Regions from separate parts of the Homo sapiens genome. Here region 2 is linked to region 1. A link is an interaction called in ENCODE POLR2A ChIA-PET data of the cell type or tissue named here. Cell type or tissue: CD4-positive, alpha-beta T cell. All regions are shown on one strand. Links, peaks and the distances in the headings refer to the core of each region. The heading gives the core; the rest is flanking DNA. Region 1 holds the start of SRRM5 (serine/arginine repetitive matrix 5). Region 2 has its middle 14 kb from the start of IRGC.

The links. Peaks named below come from ENCODE experiments on the same cell type or tissue, not always from the same donor. Only the 100,000 strongest peaks of a DNase experiment are listed, where the experiment ranks them.
Region 2: POLR2A ChIA-PET joins it to region 1 with 6 read pairs; 3 of 35 experiments call an interaction of 5 or more read pairs at or near these places.

Annotation. Positions count from the first base shown.
Region 1 is chr19:43,609,362-43,617,625 of GRCh38, reverse strand. It overlaps ZNF428 (zinc finger protein 428), which reads left to right. Exons shown (of 3, transcript NM_182498.4): 2 at 3,192-3,397. The coding sequence starts at 3,322. SRRM5 (serine/arginine repetitive matrix 5) reads right to left here and starts at 5,538. Exons shown (of 1, transcript NM_001145641.2): 1 at 3,128-5,538. The coding sequence starts at 5,504. The coding sequence ends at 3,357. In CD4-positive, alpha-beta T cell, for the core only: no CTCF peak of the experiment used is centred there; no DNase peak of the experiment used is centred there.
Region 2 is chr19:43,697,585-43,705,848 of GRCh38, reverse strand. It overlaps the pseudogene LOC105372412. Among named protein-coding and RNA genes, the nearest start is that of IRGC, 14 kb to the left of the region's middle. RefSeq lists enhancers at 4,287-4,346, 4,437-4,486, 4,497-4,546, 4,905-5,405. In CD4-positive, alpha-beta T cell, for the core only: no CTCF peak of the experiment used is centred there; DNase peaks (open chromatin) are centred at 4,338, 5,118 and 5,758; H3K4me3 peaks cover 1,394 bases; H3K27ac peaks cover 1,775 bases.

The DNA.
Region 1 (8,264 bases), core at 1,964-6,963:
AAATTAGATGGGGCCCTGTAGGCAATAGGGTATCATTAGAATTCTCCTCTGCCAATTATGAAATCTGTCTTTAAAAGCCAAGATTTAGGTGCTTTCTTTAGGAAGTTGCCCTGCCAATGATGCCAATGGTCCTTTGCCCCAGCCACCTCCAGGTTTCAATCTGAAGCTTTTCTCTTTAGTCCCCAGCATTAAACTTGACATCCAGACTTTGAAGGGACCATGTATTTTCCACCATTGTATCCCCAGTGCATGGGCCTTGGCATGTAAGAGATATAGCTGAGGCTGCATCAACTGGCCCTGCTTGGTTCTCTACTGTCAGGGAGTACAGTGGAAGACAGTAGTGGTGTGTGTGTGTGGTGGGGTTGGTGGGGGGCGGGGGCGGTCCGTTGGTGAAGAGGGAGAGAGAGAAGTCACAGAAGGCTTCCTGGCAGAGGCAGTATTTCAGCGGGCAAGAAGTATAGAGGTTCTTATGTTTGTGGTGGGCTTTGAAGGGTGAAAAGGAGTTCTCCAGGCCAAAAAGGGGGAAGGAGGGCTGGGCGTGGTGGCTCTTGCCTGTAATCCCAGCACTCTGGGAGGCCAAGGTAAATGGATCACCTGAGGTCAGGAGTTTGAGACCAGCCTGGCTGACATAATGAAACCCTGTCTCTACTAAAAATACCAAAAAATTAGCCGGGCATGGTGGTGGTGGCTGCCTGTAATCCCAGCTACTAGGGAGGCTGATGCAGGGTAGAGGTTGCAGTGAGCTGAGATCGCGCTACTGTACTCCAGCCTGGGCAACAAAGTGAGACTCCATCTCAAAAAAAAAAAAAAAAAGGAGGAGGAGGACATTCTTGACAGCAACAGTGGGTGTACTAAGACCCACAGATGTGAAAAGGCCTTGTGTGCACAGGGAGAGATGAGAGGTCTGGAACATCTGGAGTTTATAGAGGGGCAGGGGTGGGAGTAGTAATGGCCACTCTTGATGGAATACCAGCCACACACCAGCAATTTCTATCAGTGAGCCTACTGAATCTTCAGAAAAACCTTTTGAGCTGAGAAATCATTTTATGAAAGGTCTGGCTTCCAATCCTAGTTCATCCACTTACCAGATGGTGACCTTGGGCTACTCACTTATCACCTCTGTGTCTGTTTCCTCATCTGTACAAAGGAGATAATTCCCAGTCTAGTTATGGGGAGTACGTGAGTTAAGGCCTGGAAGCCCCTTTCTTCCAGAGAAGGAAACAGGCTAGAGAAGTTAAGTTCTTTGCTTGGTGCTACACAGCTAGAGTGTGGCAAACCTAGACACTATCTTGCCAATTGATACAGAACTAAGGCTGATAATCACAAACTAGTATAGCCATACCAATTGTTTAAATATTAAAATACTTCCAGATGGGTTGGTGTGTCACTGCTACACAAGTACTCCCTGTCCCTAACTGCCACTTTGGACCCCCCTTGTGGTATTATATATATAAATATATTGGTTTTCATCCACAGTTCCTGGCTGGTAACTCCTACAGCCTTTGTTACAGTCTCTTGTTATAATGTTGTGTACCTTAGGCCTGGGGCAGGTCTGAAGAAACAGAATCTCTCTGACCTCCTCCTGCCCTCCATTTCCTGCCCCAGGGCAAGACTCTAATCTTCCCCACCTTCTTGATTGTTGGTCTTAAGACACTTTTCAGAGAAGTCCATGCCCAATGCTGCTGTCTTAAAGCCTCCGTAAAAACCCAAGAGGACTGGGTTTGGAGAGCTTCCGCATAGCTAACCACCTGAGGGTTCCTGTAGGGTAGCACCCCAGGGAGGGCGTGAAGCTCCCTGCCCCTTCCCTTATACCTTGCCCTACACATCTCTTCATCTTTGTTCTTTGCAATATCCTCTATAATAAACCAGTAAATCTAAGTAAGCATTTCCTTGAGTTCTGTGAGCAGCTCCAGCAAAAATTTTTTTTTTGTAAGATGGGTCATCCAGGCTTGAGTGCAGTGGCAAGGTCACGGCTCACTGCAGCCTTGACCTTCCAGGCTCAATTTATCCTCCTGCCTCAGCCTCTCAGGTAGCTGGGACTATAAGCACATGCCACCACACCGGCTAACTTTTGTAATTTTTTTTTTTTTTTTAGAGACAAGTTTGCCATGTTGCCTAGGCTGGTGTCAAACTCCTGAGCTCAGGTGATCTGCCCACCTCGGCCTCCCAAAGTGCTGGGATTACAGGCATGGGTCACTGCGCCCGGCCTTATTTTTATTTTTTTAAAAAAGTCGGGTGTGGTGGCTCACGCCTGTAATCCCAGCACTTTGGAGGGCTGAAGTGGGCAGATTGCTTGAGCTCTGGGCAACATGGTGAAACCCTGTCTCTTCCAAAAATACAAAAATTAGCTGGGTGTGGGGACAGCGTTGGAATGGAATCGGAGGGGACACCTAGCTGTTGTCTGCTGTGTAGTGTGTGGGGAAAAAGCCCCACACATTTGGTCACAGAATTCTGTGTTGATGATTGTTGTGATAGTGTGAGAGTAGAGGAAAAACACAGTTTGAGGGTTTTTTTTCCCCATAACACTTCCCCAACCCCAGACCTCCCCATGGTCCAGCAACTAAAGGGTTAAGGCCTGGTATCCGTCCCGCTCCACTCTCAGTTCTGATTGGTGCCCACACCAGTCCCCACTGTTGAATATTTGGAGTGTCACCTCTCCCTACCCCACTGAATAAGAACCAGAAGGCAGCCTTGTTGCCCACATGCGGAAATTAAGACCTAGAGAGGGGGACGGGTGCGGTGGCTCATGCCTATAATCCCAGCACTTTGCGAGGTTGAGGCATGTGGATCACCTGAGGTCAGGAGTTCGAGCCCAGCCTGGCCAACATGGTGAAGCCCCATCTCTACTAAAAATACAAAATTAGCCGGGCGTGAGGACGCACACTTGTAGTTCCAGCTACTCGGGAAGCTGAGGTAGGAGAATTGCTTGAGCCTGGGAGGTGGAGGTTGCAGTGAGCTGAGATCACACCACTGCACTCCAGCCTGGGCAACAGAGAGAGACTCTGTCTCAAAAAAAAAAAAGACCTAGAGAGGGGCAGGGCTTGCAGTCAAGACCCTGTAGACAGTCAGGGACAGAGCTGGGGTCCTCTGTGCCCCATGCCAGCAGTGAGCACACAGTTGGGCTTGGTGGGGATGGGTGCTATGTAAAAATTTATTGAATCATCACAGGTCTTTCCTTTCCCCCTATCCAGCATCCCTCTCTACCTGCCAACATCCTGTATTAGAGAACTTGTGGCCGGAGGTGTGGCTGTGGAGAGCTGGCCGGGGAGGGACGCTGCTCAGCTGCTGCTCTGCTCCTGTCTCCTGTCCCCTCCCCCGGTCATGACAGAGACCCGTGAGCCAGCTGAGACTGGGGGCTACGCCAGCTTGGAAGAAGATGATGAAGACCTTTCCCCAGGTAAGGTGGCCTTAGAGGTGGTGGCGTCGGCTTGACTGTCATCCTGGCTTAGGGTTTGGCCCCCACTGGGAAATGTTGATGGGGAGTGGCTGCTTGTCTTGCTAGGGGTTCTATTCTGACTGAGACTGCTTGTCCTAGTAGGGGATCTCTTCCAGTCGGGACTTCTGGGGACTGTAGATTGACTGGGGTCGCTCTCCTTGCTAGAGGTTCTAGATTGGCTATGATTTCCTTCTTTGCTGGGGGTTCTAGATCGGCTATGAGCTTTCTCCTTGCTGGAGGCTCTAGGTCGACTGTAACCACTCTGCTTATTGGGGCTTCTAGATCGGCTGTGATCTCTCTCCTCGCTGGAGCTTCTAGATTGTCTGCGCTCTCTCTCCTTGCTGGGGCTTCTCCATCGTCTGCGATCTCTCTCTTTGCTGGGGCTTCTGGATTGTCTGTGCTCTCTCTCCTCGCTGGGGCTTCTAGATTGGCTGCGATCTCTCTCCTTGTTGGGGCTTCTAGATTGTCTGCGCTGTCTCTCCTTGCTGGGGCTTCTAGATCGTCTGTGATCTCTCTCTTTGCTGGAGCTTCTAGATTGTCTGCACTGTCTCTCCTTGCTGGGGCTTCTAGATCGTCTGTGATCTCTCTCTTTGCTGGGGCTTCCAAGTTGGCTGTGATCTCTTTCCTTGCTGGGGCTTCTAGATCGGCTGCGATCTCTCGCCTTGTTGGGACTTCTAGATCGGCTATGATCTCTTGCCTTGTTGGGACTTCTAGATCGGCTGCGATCTCTCGCCTTGTAGGGACTTCTAGATCGGCTGCAATCTCTCGCCTTGTTGGGACTTCTAGATCGGCTGCGATCTCTCGCCTTGTAGGGACTTCTAGATCGGCTGCGATCTCTCGCCTTGTTGGGACTTCTAGATCGGCTGTGATCTCTCTGCTTGTTGGGGCTTCCTGATTGACTGCGACCACTCTCCTTCCTGGGGCTGCTAGATCCCCTGTGATCTCTCTCTTTGCTGGAGCTTCTGGAATGGCTATGACTTCTTTCCTTGCTGGGGTTTCTAGACCAGTTGTGACTTCTTCCTCTTCTGGGGGTTCTAGATTGGTTTTGACTTTTCCCCTTGCTGTGGCTTCTAGACTGGCTGTGTCTTCCCATCTGGCTCAGAATTCCCTTCCGGGTGCGACTTCTTGCCCTGCTATGGTTTCTCTTCCAACTGTGACTTCTCACTCTGCTGTGCGTCCTCTTCTGACTGCCACTTCTTGACCTTCTGGGGCTTCTAGATTGGCTGTGACTTTGCGGCCTGCTGCGGGTGCTGGCCTGGTTATAACTCTTGACCCTGCTGGACATTTCAGTGGGGCTGTAACTCTTTTCCCTACTGGGGATGATCATCTGACCGTAGCTCTTCACCTTCCTTGATGAGGATGGAGATGGGTTGTCACTCTTCTCCTTGGAGGGAATTCCAGTCGGGGTTTGACACTTGGCTGTACTGGGAGTTACAGCCAGCTCGGAACTCCTCCCTATACCTGAGCCTCCTGGTGGGCGGTAACTCTTCTTGCTCAGATTTCTAGGCTGGCTGTCACTCCTTTCCCTGTTGCTGGTTCTAGGCCGGCCGTAACTCTTTCCCCGGCTCCCTTTTTGCTGTGAAGTGGGAGTTCTCACCCTGCTGGCCATGCCTGGTCTGGCACCATGAGTTCTTATCCTGCCAGGAGTGCTGGCCCTGCTGGGTGACCTCTTGGAGCTGCGGCTTCCCCTTCTGCCAGGTGTCCTACCCCGGCTGTGTGTGCCCCTCCGCTGGTGGCATCTCACGTCGCTGGCCTTGCTGGCTTTGCTGGTCCTGGTGTCGGTGCTCACCCTGCTGGGTGTTCTTGCTTTGCTGCGGACTCGGGACCTGCTGCTGGGCCGGTTAGAAGGGGCTCTTTTTGTACTGGTCGATTTGGTGGACTTGGAACTGCTTGGGCTCATGACTGAGTTACGGGATGTCGCTGGTTTGGTGGGCACTAAGGATCTGTTGGGTGTTGCTGATTTGGTGGACTTCAAGGAGGCAGGAGGCTTGGGATCCGCAGTGGGCATGGAGGATCCACTGGGTGCCAGAGACATACTGGGCTTTGAAGATCTCTTAGGTGAAGACATGGTGGGCGCAAAAGGGCTTGTGGTCCTGGAAGTCACAGTAGACATGAAACACCTGGTAGCCGTGGACGATGACCTGATTGCCTGTCACAGGCCAACTGTGTGAAGTAATAGTGGGCATTGAAGACTCTGGAGGGTGAGTGGTATGAAGTCAGAGGTGGGAGGAGAGAGGGGAGGGGTCCCAGCCTGAGGCTGGAGATATTTCCTCTGGTTTGCAGCCATTCAGCAGATGTCTTCTGAGGCTGACTCATGCCCAGCATTGCTGGGGACACAGAGATGGGGCAGACCCAGGCCCTGCCTTCAAGGAGCCCATAGTCAGTGGGTGGGGAGGGGGGCCACTGCCCAGAGTGGTCAGGGTGTGATGGAGAGCAGTGCAGGGGCCGGGGAGCCCATACGAGAGAGACACTGACCGCTTGGGGAGTCAGCGAGGACTTCACAGAGGAGGTGACATGAGCTTGGCTTTAAAAAGGAGCAGGAGTTTTGCCAGTAGAGAAAGAAAGGGTCAGGCTGGGCGCGGTGGCTCACACCTGTAATCCCAGCACTTTGGGAGGCTGAGGCAGGCAGATCACCTGAGGTCAGGAGTTCAAGACCAGCCTAACCAACAAGGTGAAACCCCATCTCTACCAAAAATATAAAAATTAGCCAGGTGTGATAGCACACGCTTGTAATCCCAGCTACTTGGGAGGCTGAGGTGGGAGGATCGCTTGAACCTTGGAGGCGGAGGTTGCAGTGAGCCAAGATCACGCCATTGCACGCCAGCCTGGGTGACAGCGAGACTCTCTCTCGAAAAAAAAAAAAATGAACGGGTCAACCAGGTGGGCGAGGAGCAGAGGCCAAGGCTTTGGGGAGGGAGATCAGGGTCTTGGGGCCACTATCATCCACTCACCCACACGTCCTCTGCTGCGGACCCCAAGATCATACCTGCCCTTGAGGAGTTCCCAGTCAGATAAGGGAGATACCCTGGGGGGCAGCTGACTGCAGTCAGCTTCTAGGGCAGTAACAGGAGGAGGTGCTGGGGCAGGGGAAGCTGGAGAGAGACCTGGCTGGGAGCCTGGGGCTTCAGGGTGGTGGCTTCACAGAGGACAGAGTTTGTGCTGGGTCTTGAAGGATGAGTAGGGGGTCACCAGGTGGATAGAGTGGGGAACAGCCCATACCAAGGCCTCAGGAAACGATTGTTAAATGGCAGGAACTAGTAGGAGAGAGCTGCAGGGACGGATGTTCAGAAGGAAAGAGTTATAACCTGTTCTGGGCTGGTGATGCTGGGGACCCAGCAGGAGGGTGGTAAAAAAAGTGACTGGCTGCCTGGGATGAGGAGGTCTGGGACGGCCTCACCAAAGAGGAAGGCCTCCCACTGGGTCCTAAAGGATGGTGGGAAAAACTAGGGCAGGACATTCCCACCAGAGGGAGGAACAGTGTGTGTGAAGCCTCAGAAAAGGTTTGTCAAATTCCATGCAGAGATATCCATGCCATAAATATGTCATAAGTACTTTCTTTGCACAAAGGAAGTGTTTTAGATGCTGGGGCCACAGCAGTGAACCAGACAAAGTCCCAGCTCTCGGGGACAGGCAGTAAACAAACACACAAGTAAATGTTGAATGCAGTGAGTCAGAAGATGGAGAAAAATGAGCCGGCTGCGGTGGCTCATACCTATAATCCCAGCACTTTGGGAGGCTGAGATGAGTGGATCACTTGAGGTCAGGAGTTTGAGACCAGCCTGGCCAACAAGGTGAAACCCCGTCTCTACTAAAAATACAAAAATTACCTGGGCATGCTGGTGCGCCCCTGTAATCCCAGTTACTTGAGAGGCTGAGGCAGAAGAATTGCCTGAACCCAGGAGGCGGAGTTTCCAGTGAGCTGAGATCACGCCACTGCACTCCAGCCTGGATGACAGAGCGAGACTCTATCTCAAAAGAAGATGGAGAAAAATCAAGCAGAGTAAGGGGCGTAGGGAGTGCTGGGGAGTGGCCAGGGCGTCACTGAGAAGGTGACACTTGAGAAGAGACATGGAATGGAGAGTGACATCGGCAGAAAGGGTGGCAAAGACCCTGAGGCAGGTATGGGCCTGGGGTGTTGGAAGGTGAGGAGCCTGGTATGAAGAGCCTGTGGCCACTGTGATGACAGGAGCAAGGGCGGAGCACAGGGTGCAGTAGCAGGATCCTCTGGGTTCTGGGAGAAACTGAGGAATGGGGCTGGGATGGATACAAGGTGAGGCTTTTGGCAGGCTCCTACCACCAAGGCCGAAGAAGCTGGTACTTCCCACACCGTGGTCACAGGGACCCCATCCCCAACCATTACTCTGTGTGTGCGCCCCCATAATGGCAGCTGATGTCGCCCTTTTCCGTATATCAACTATAAATTTTTCCCCTTTTCTTTTTTTTTTTTGGGAACGGAGTCTTGCTCTGTCACCCAGGCTGGAGTGCAGTGGTTCAATATTGGCTCATCGCAACCTCCGCCTCCCGGGTTCGAGCAATTCTCCTGCCTCAGAGTCCTGAGTAGCTGGGACTATAGGCACCCACCACCCCACACTTGGCTAAATTTTGTATTTTTAGTAGAGACGGGGTTTCACCATGTTGCCCAGAGTGGGTCATGAACTCCTGAGTTCAGGCAATCCGCCCACCTCAGCCTCCCAAAGTGCTAGATTACAGGCCTTTTTCTTTAAACCTAAACTTGTCCTAGGCCTGTCCTTGATAACTGTGAAATCACAGTAATATATCTTACCTATAAATAAATGTTTTAATTCACCTAACTCTCTCTCTCTCTCTC
Region 2 (8,264 bases), core at 1,912-6,911, 88 kb before region 1:
CATGCCTGTGGTCCCAGCTACGTGGGAGGCTGAGGTGGAAGAATCACTTGAGCCCGGGAGATCAAGGCTGCAGTGAGCTATGAGCACCCCTATGAAGGAGTCTGTGGGGGAGAGAAGAGAAAGGTGAGGAGAGAGCCAAGCAGAAAAGAAGAGAAAACTTTCCTTAAAAAATTAAAGGTGGCTGGGCATAGTGGCTCACCCTGATAATTGTAATCCCAGCACCTTGGGAGTTCGAGGCAGGAAAGTTGCTTGAGCTCAGGAGTTTGAGAACAGCCTGGGCAACATAGGGAGACCAGAAAGAGAAAGGAAGGAACCGGGCATGGTGGCTCATGCCTGTAATCCCGCACTTTGGGAGGCCGAGGCGGGTGGATCACCTGAGGTCAGGGGTTCAAGACCAGCCTGACCAACATGGTGAAACCCCGTCTCTACTAAAAATACAAAAAAAAAAAAAATTAGCCAGAAGCAGTGGCATGCACCTGTAGTCCCACCTACTTGGGAGGCTGAGAGAATCACTTGAACCTGGGAGGCGGAGGTTGCAGAGAGTTGAGATCATGCCACTGCACTCCAGCCTGGGCAACAGAGTGAGCCTCCATCTCAAAAAAAAAAAAAAAAGGAAGAAGGGAGGGAGGGAGGGAGAGAGAGAGAGAAAGAAAGGAAGGAAGGAAAGGAGAGAGAAGCGGAGGGGAAAGGAGGGGAGGGGAGGGAAAGGAGAAGGAAAGGAAAGGAAGAAGGAAGGAAGGAAGAAAGAGCTGGGCATGGTGGCACATGACTGTGGTCCCAGCTACTCAGGAGGCTGAGGCAGGAGGATCACTTGAGCCCAGGAGGTTGAGGCTGCAGTGAGCTATTGATAGCACCATTGCCCTCCAGCCTGGGCAACAGAGTGAGACCTTGTCTGAAAAAAAAAAAATCAAAAGCATGCCTGTAGGTGGCAAAATTGGAAATACCATGTTCAGGATAGAGGTGATCTCAGGTGAGGAGAGAGGAAAGGAGCTGTGGCCAGGGACAGCTATGGCCACTGGGTATGTATTTCAAATGTTTTGATGTTTCTTGTCTTTCAACTGAGTGCCAAGAGACTCCACTTATTCTTTATTTGTTTTTGTTTGTTTTAAATAATTTATAGTAAAATTTTAAAACTTGAATAATATGCCTACATGTATGCCCCTATGGAAAATTAGCAATGTACAATAACATCAAATTCTTCACCCAGGTTAGCCCCACCCCATCCCCAAAGTCCCTTTTACCCCTGCAGATTCCAGGACCATTAAATGACTGTTTTCCACAAATGTTTCCTGACCACCTGCCATGGACTCTGGACTCAGCCAGGACAGGTCATATCCGGGACCCATCCCCCGAGACTCCAGTCTGGCAGAGATGTTGCTTCCTTCCTCACCACCCCCAGGTTCCTTCACACCCATACCTTGGGGTAGGCAACCTTCACAACGGGAGGCCATGTTGGGTAACAGACAGAAACGGGACCCATGACCCAAAGGGCACTCCCCCTCCCCAATAATGACAGTAAGGGCCACCATTTACCTGTGTTGAACTCTGAATTCCAGGCGCTGTTCTGAGTTCTGTGTATGTGTGGACTCTCTCAACCTTTGTGTCCACTCTGTGAGCAGGAACCACTATTGTCCCATTTCACAAATGGGAAAGCTGAGGTCAAGGTACTCACCTGAGGCCACTAGTAACTGAACTAGTGACTGGGCTCAGTGGCTCACAAAATGGTGGTAATCCCAGCATTTTGGGAGGCCGAGGCAGGCAGATTGCCGGAGCTCAGGAGTTGGAGACCAGCCTGGGCAACATGGCAAAACTCCATCTCTACTAAATATACAAAAATTAGCTGGGCATGGTGGCACGCCTGTAATCCCAGCTATTGGGGAGGCTGAGGGAGGAGAATCACTTGAACCTGGGAGGCAGAGGCTGCAGTGAGCTGAGTTTGCGCCACTTCACTCCAGCCTGAGTGACAGAGTGAGACTCTGTTTCCAAAGGTAAAAAACAAAAACAAAAACAAAAAAACAACTAGTAACTGGCAAAGTGTTGGCTTTCGAACCCAGACAGACTGGAACCTGAGTACATCCTCTGAACCACTATGCTGAGCTCTGTGGCTATGTCTCTTGTACGCATATTCAACTAGTCACTTTTTTTTTTTTTTGAGTCAGGGTCTCACTCTGTCGCCCAGGCTGGAGTGCAGTGGCGCGATCGCAGCTCACGGCAGCCTCAACCTCCCAGGCTCAAGTGATCCTCCCACCTCAGCCTCCTGAGTAGCTGGGAACACTGGTGTGTGCCCCCACACCCAGGCTAATTTTTGATTTTTTTGTAGAGACAGGTGAACTAGTCACTTTTGATATGAGCTTTCTATGAAGGATTTAGAAGAATGTCACAGATCCATGGGTGAAGGGAGATCTCCCCTGAAGGATTAGGATATTCTAGGCCTTCTGCAAACAGGCAGGGATGGGTGTGGGTTATGCTAAGCTCTCAGTATGCTTTATTTTATTCCATCCTCCCTCCCAGAAAGGATGTGTCCGTCCTACAAGAGTCGAAAGCATGGGCTCTGATGCACAGGGAAGTATTTATGGGTGAAATATGATATCTGGGATTTGCTTTAAATGTCTCAGCACAAAAAGGAAAGAAGGGAAGAGGGAGGGAATATAGGAAGGCAAGAAGGGAGAAAGGAAGAAAGAAGTATGAAGGAGAGGAGGGAGAAAGAGAGAGAGGAGGAAAGAAGGGAGAAAGGAAGGAGGGAGAGAGAAAGAGCAAAGGAGGGAGGGTAAAAGCAAAGGAAAGGCCAGGAGCAGTGGCTCACGTTGTAATCCCAGCACTTTGGGAGGCCAAGGCGGGCGGGTCACTTGAGGTCAGGAATTCGAGACAGGCCTAGCCAACAAGGTGAAACCCCGTCTCTACTAAAAATACAAAAATCAGCTGGGCACGGTAATGCGTGCCTGTAATCCCAGCTACTCTGGAGGCTGAGGCAGGAGAATCGCTGGAACCTGGGTGGCGGAGGTTGCAGGGAGCCGAGATCACGCCACCGCACTCCAGCATGGGCAACAGAGCAAGAGACTCCATCTCAAAAAAAAAAAAGCAAAAGAGAGAGGTGAGGAGGGAGGAAGAGGGGAAGGTGTAGGAAAGGAGGAGGCAGGGAAGGGGGAAGGAAGAGAGAGATAATTTGGCAAAATGTGCATAATTTTGGACACTGAGAGATTGATACTGAAGGGTCATTTAATGACTGCTTCCAGCTGCAAACATCTCCTGGGCGCCTGCTATGGGCTCTGGGCTCAGTCACATTTTGGTCCCATCATAGATTGGGGTATCAGTCTGTCATAGATATTATACTATTTTCTCTACTTTTGTGTATATTTGGACATTTTCTTAATGTTTAAGGGGGGGAAATTTTATCTTCTAGAGTCAGACAGATGTGTGTTCAGTCCCAATGTTCTTCATACTAGCAGTCTCTTAGCCTCCTTCAGCCTCAGTTTCTTCCTCTATACAATGTGGATAAATAATAGCACAGTCCTCATGATTAACAACCTGAAGACATGACTATTTCAATTGGTTGAAAGCTTAGGGTGGGCCAAGCCTTGTGCTTAATGTACCTTACAATAACACCTTACAATATGGGAACACAAGGCTCAGAGATGTTATGAAACTTGTCCAAGACTACACTGCAGATAAATTGTGAATCCACACCACAAACCCAGGTCTGTTTGAGTCTAAAGATCTTTTATTTTTTTTCAATTTTTTTATTTTAATTTTTTTTTTTTTCCTGAGACGGAGTCTCACTTTGTCGCCCAGGCTGGAGTGCAGTGGCGCGATCTTGGCTCACTGCAAGCTCCACCTCCCAGGTTCACGCCATTCTCCTGCCTCAGCCTCCCGAGTAGCTGGGACTACAGGTGCCCACCACCACGCCTGGCTAATATTTTTTTTTTTTTGTATTTTTAGTAGAGACGGGGTTTCACCATGTTAGCCAGGATGGTCTTGATCTCCTGACCAGCTGGGACTACAGCTATACCTGTAGTCCACCACCATGCTAGGCTAACTTTTCAATGTTTTGTAGAGATGGGATCTTGCTATATTGCCCAGGCTGGTCTTGAACTCCTGGCCTCAAGCAATCCTCCTACCTCAGCCTCCCAAAATCACACTGTGATTACAGGCATGAACCACTGCGTCTGACCCACATTAACTGTTTCTTACTGCATCTGCCTTGGAGCCTTTGCCTTTCCAGTTCCCTCTGCCTGGAATGTCCTCCTCCCCCACCTCAGACAACTGCATGGCCTTCTCCCTTGCCCCACGTAGGTCTTTACTTCCTCAATTAGGTCTTTACTTACGTCACCTTACTGAGGCTCTTACTCACCATGTATAAGATCATATCTCTTTGGCAGCGTTCCCCATTCTCCTTCCCCGCACTGTTTCCTTCCTAGTACTCACTGATATGTGATGTACGATATGTGATATTTATTTATTATGTGTCTCCTCCACTAAAATACCACTTCCATAAGAGCACAGAATTTTGTCTGTATCGCCAGTGTCTCATTTACAAAAGAATACATAGCTTGTGACTGATAAAGATTTGTTAGATGAATGTTAAATGAATTGTTTCTATTCTTTCGGTTGGGCTTTCTGTTACTTTCAGTTTTTGTTTTTGAGACGGAGTCTCGCTTTGTTGCCCAGGCTGGAGTGCAGTGACGCAATCTCAGCTCACTGCAACCTCCGCCTCCCAGGTTCAAGTGATTCTCCTGCCTCAGCTTCCTGAGTGACTGGGAACACAGGCACTCGCCACCATGCCCGGCTAAGTTTTTGTATTTTTAGTAGAGACGGGTTTCGTCCTATTGGCCAGGCTGGTCTCAAACTCCTGACCTCAAGTAATCTGCCGGCCTCGGCCTCCCAAAGTGCTGGGATTACAGGCGGGAGCCACTGCGCCTGGCGGGGGCGGTCTCTTTCAAGCCCCCTAGAGCCACGCCGCCTAATCTGTCTGGTGCATGGCCTGGAGTGATTTCTTAGGTAGCCCTCCCTCCCACTGTCATAGCCCCCAGGCACTGGGATTACAGGCGTGAACCACTGCGCTCAGCCACTTTCAGCAGAAAGCAAATGGTTCCTGGCATTCTGCCTGTGGTGAGCAACCCAGTTTCACTTCTCCGCTCAATCCTCTGAGTTCAGTTCCAGATGCAGCATTTGGTCTTATGCCCACCCTGGCCAGACACTGTTGTCGGTTTGTCCCCTCCAGGTTCACCAGTTGAAGTAACTTAACCTCCCCTGGCCTCAGAGGAGAGAGGACCACATCAGGGCCCTCTTTGAGGCTAAAACTTCAGAAAAAGGAAACTCAAACCACTTGGCATTGTGAGATGTGATTCATTCAGATCTGGTTACAGCTGGGAGATTGGGCCCACACAGAAGAGGGGCTCCTCACCCCACCCATGCCCCCTGCCCCGTCTTGGCCCATGGTGGGGGTGGAGGAGGCTGCTCTGAAAACCTTGGAAGAGGGTGTATCGGATCCTCAAGCCCCGCCTTGGCTGCCCAGGATTTTGCTAGACCCCAAACAGGGAGAACAAAAGAGAAGTTGCTTGTCAATGTGTGGGAGAAGAGACACATCCCTGGTGTCTGGGAGCAGCCGGATATTGGGTATCCCCTCGTTTGAAGAAGGAGGCTTAGTAACTTGAGGAAGAAGAACAGCCCTCTTCTGAGGGAGGAGGTTTGGCCTTGGGGAAGGTGCTAATCTGAGGGGGGAGGTATAGCGCCCCGCCCCAACTTAGTTGAGCAGACGCCTGATCTCAGCAGCAGGTGAGTGGCCTTAGTCTGAGCGGGGAAGACACACCCTAGGCTGATGGAGGCATGGCCTTTGGGACCCTGGTGTGAGGAAAGAGGACTTAGCCTTGAGTAAGCCCTGAGTCTGGAGCAGAAGGTCTGGCTTTGGGAAACGCTAGTCTGAGGGAGGAAGCTCATCCCTGCTTCCTGAGTTTCTCACCAGAGGCTTCCAGGTCTCCGCATTGCCCCAGCAGAGGGGAGCCAGGGCACCATCTAGCGACGTGCCGAACAAGCAGGTGGAGGGGGCCTCCCGGGCGGCGGGGTGGTCCAGGCGGGATTCCTTAGCACAGCGTCGCGGTTGCCAGGACTACCACCAGAACCGGGAGGGAGAGGCGGAGGCCGGGCGCGGCGCCCGAGCGGCAGTGGGACTCTAGGACGGCGCGGCGGTGGGGGCTGCAGTGGCTCGACAGCCAGTGTCTTGGGAGCACAGAGAGCCCGTGGGTCCAGTCCAGGGCGCTGCACAGGTCTCGGGAGCCGCAGCCGCGTACGTTCACGTTCCGGCCGCCTGCCGAGACGGAGACAGGGTGCAAGGAGGGGACGTGGGGGCGCGCGCAGGCAGAAGGCCACCCCCGCGCGCACCCAAGCGCACACGCGCGCGCCTTGCACACGCACAGGGCCCGCGAGCCCCTCGAGTCCATGTCCTTCGTGAAAGCTCATCAGGAATGTTCTTTTCTTTGAGCTGGGAGCTGGTCACGGCTGTCTCTCTCTCGTTGTCACTCTTTCTACCTTACACGTATGTTACAGGTGTGTTTTCACTCGTGTGCAATGTTTGTTTCCTTTTTTAAAAACTTTTTTTAAAAAAATGAGACAGAGTCTCGCTCTGTCACCCAGGCTGGAGTGCAGTGGCACAATCACAGCTCACTGCAGCCTCGACCTCCTGGGCTCTGGTGATCCTCCCACCCCAGCCTCCTGAGTAGCTGCGACTGCAGGCCGTAGCACCAGGCCCAGCTAATTATTTTGAAAATTTTTTGTAGAGATAGGGTCTGCCTCTGTTGCCCAGGCTGGTCTCAAACTTCCAGGCTCAAGCGATCCTGGCCTCCTAGAGAGCTGGGATTACAGGTGTGAGCTACCACACCTGGCCCAGAAAATTTTAAATTACACACGTGTCTTACATTACATTTCTTTCAGAAAGCACTGATATAGTTTAGTGGATTATCTTATTCAATTCTCACAACAGTCTTAGGACTTAGCGACTGTTGTTATTCCCGTTTTGTTGTTGTTTTTTCTTTTTTTTTTTTTGAGACGAGGTTATGAAACTTGTCCAAGACTACACTGCAGATAAATTGTGAATCCACACCACAAACCCAGGTCTGTTTGAGTCCAAAGATCTTTTATTTTTTTCAGTTTTTTAATTTTATTTATTTTTTTTTTCTGAGACGGGATCTCGCTTTGTCGCCCAGGCTGGAGTGCAGTGGCGCCATCTCGGCTCACTGCAAGCTCCGCCTCCCGGGTTCACGCCATTCTCCTTCCTCAGCCTCCTGAGTAGCTGGGGCTACAGGCACCTGCCACCACGCCCGGCCAATTTTTTGTATTTTTAGTAGAGATGGGGTTTCACCATGTTAGCCAGGATGGTCTCGATCTCCTGACCTCGTGATCCGCCCGCCTTGGCCTCCCAAAGTGCTGGGATTACAGGTGTGAGCCACCACGTCCGGCCCTCCCCTGTTTTTTAAAGAACTTGTTGCATACCAAGTTATCCCCTTTTACAGATGGAGAAATTGAGGCACAGAGAGGCAAAGTCACCTGGTCAAGGTCACCCAGCTCAGGTGGTGGATTCAGCATTTGAACCCAGGCAGCCTGGCCCTAGAGTCCTGTTCTTATGCCCTTTACTCTGTCACCTCCCTCATGAGTTCACTTTGTCCTCACAACGCCCTTCAAGGTGTGTGTCTACCATCCCCAATTACCAGAAGAGAAAACAGAGGCTCAAAGAGATAAAGTCACTTGCCTTGAGCTACACAGAGTAAAGGGTGGAGGGGAGACTCCAAACTCAAGCACACCAGTATCCAAATCTAACGTGCTAAGGCTCACTCGTGCACACACACATGTGCACACACACACACATGCTGTCCCCATTACCTTCTTCACACACACACACACACACACACATGTGCTGTCCCCATTACCTTCTTCAGACGTTAGGTCCAGCTGGACACACTCAGATTCCCCACTGGGACACTGCATGTAGAAGGAGGAATTGCAGGGCTCCAAGTAGCTCCCAGGACATGTAGGACACAATATCTCACTCAGGGTGTGTGAGGCCAGATGAGCTGCTGTGTAGAAGAGGATGAAGGTCAGTCAGAAGGAATCTCAGGACCTCCCGGGGCCCCGAGTGCACTCCTAGGCTCTACCACATTGTCACGAACTTAATATTGTCATGACCTTGGTGGGATTTCCTCCCAAGCTGGGATCAGGGTGCCTGAGGGCAGCCTGGTTGGGGTTGAGTGATGTTCCTTCCTGCATTCCTTCCTCAA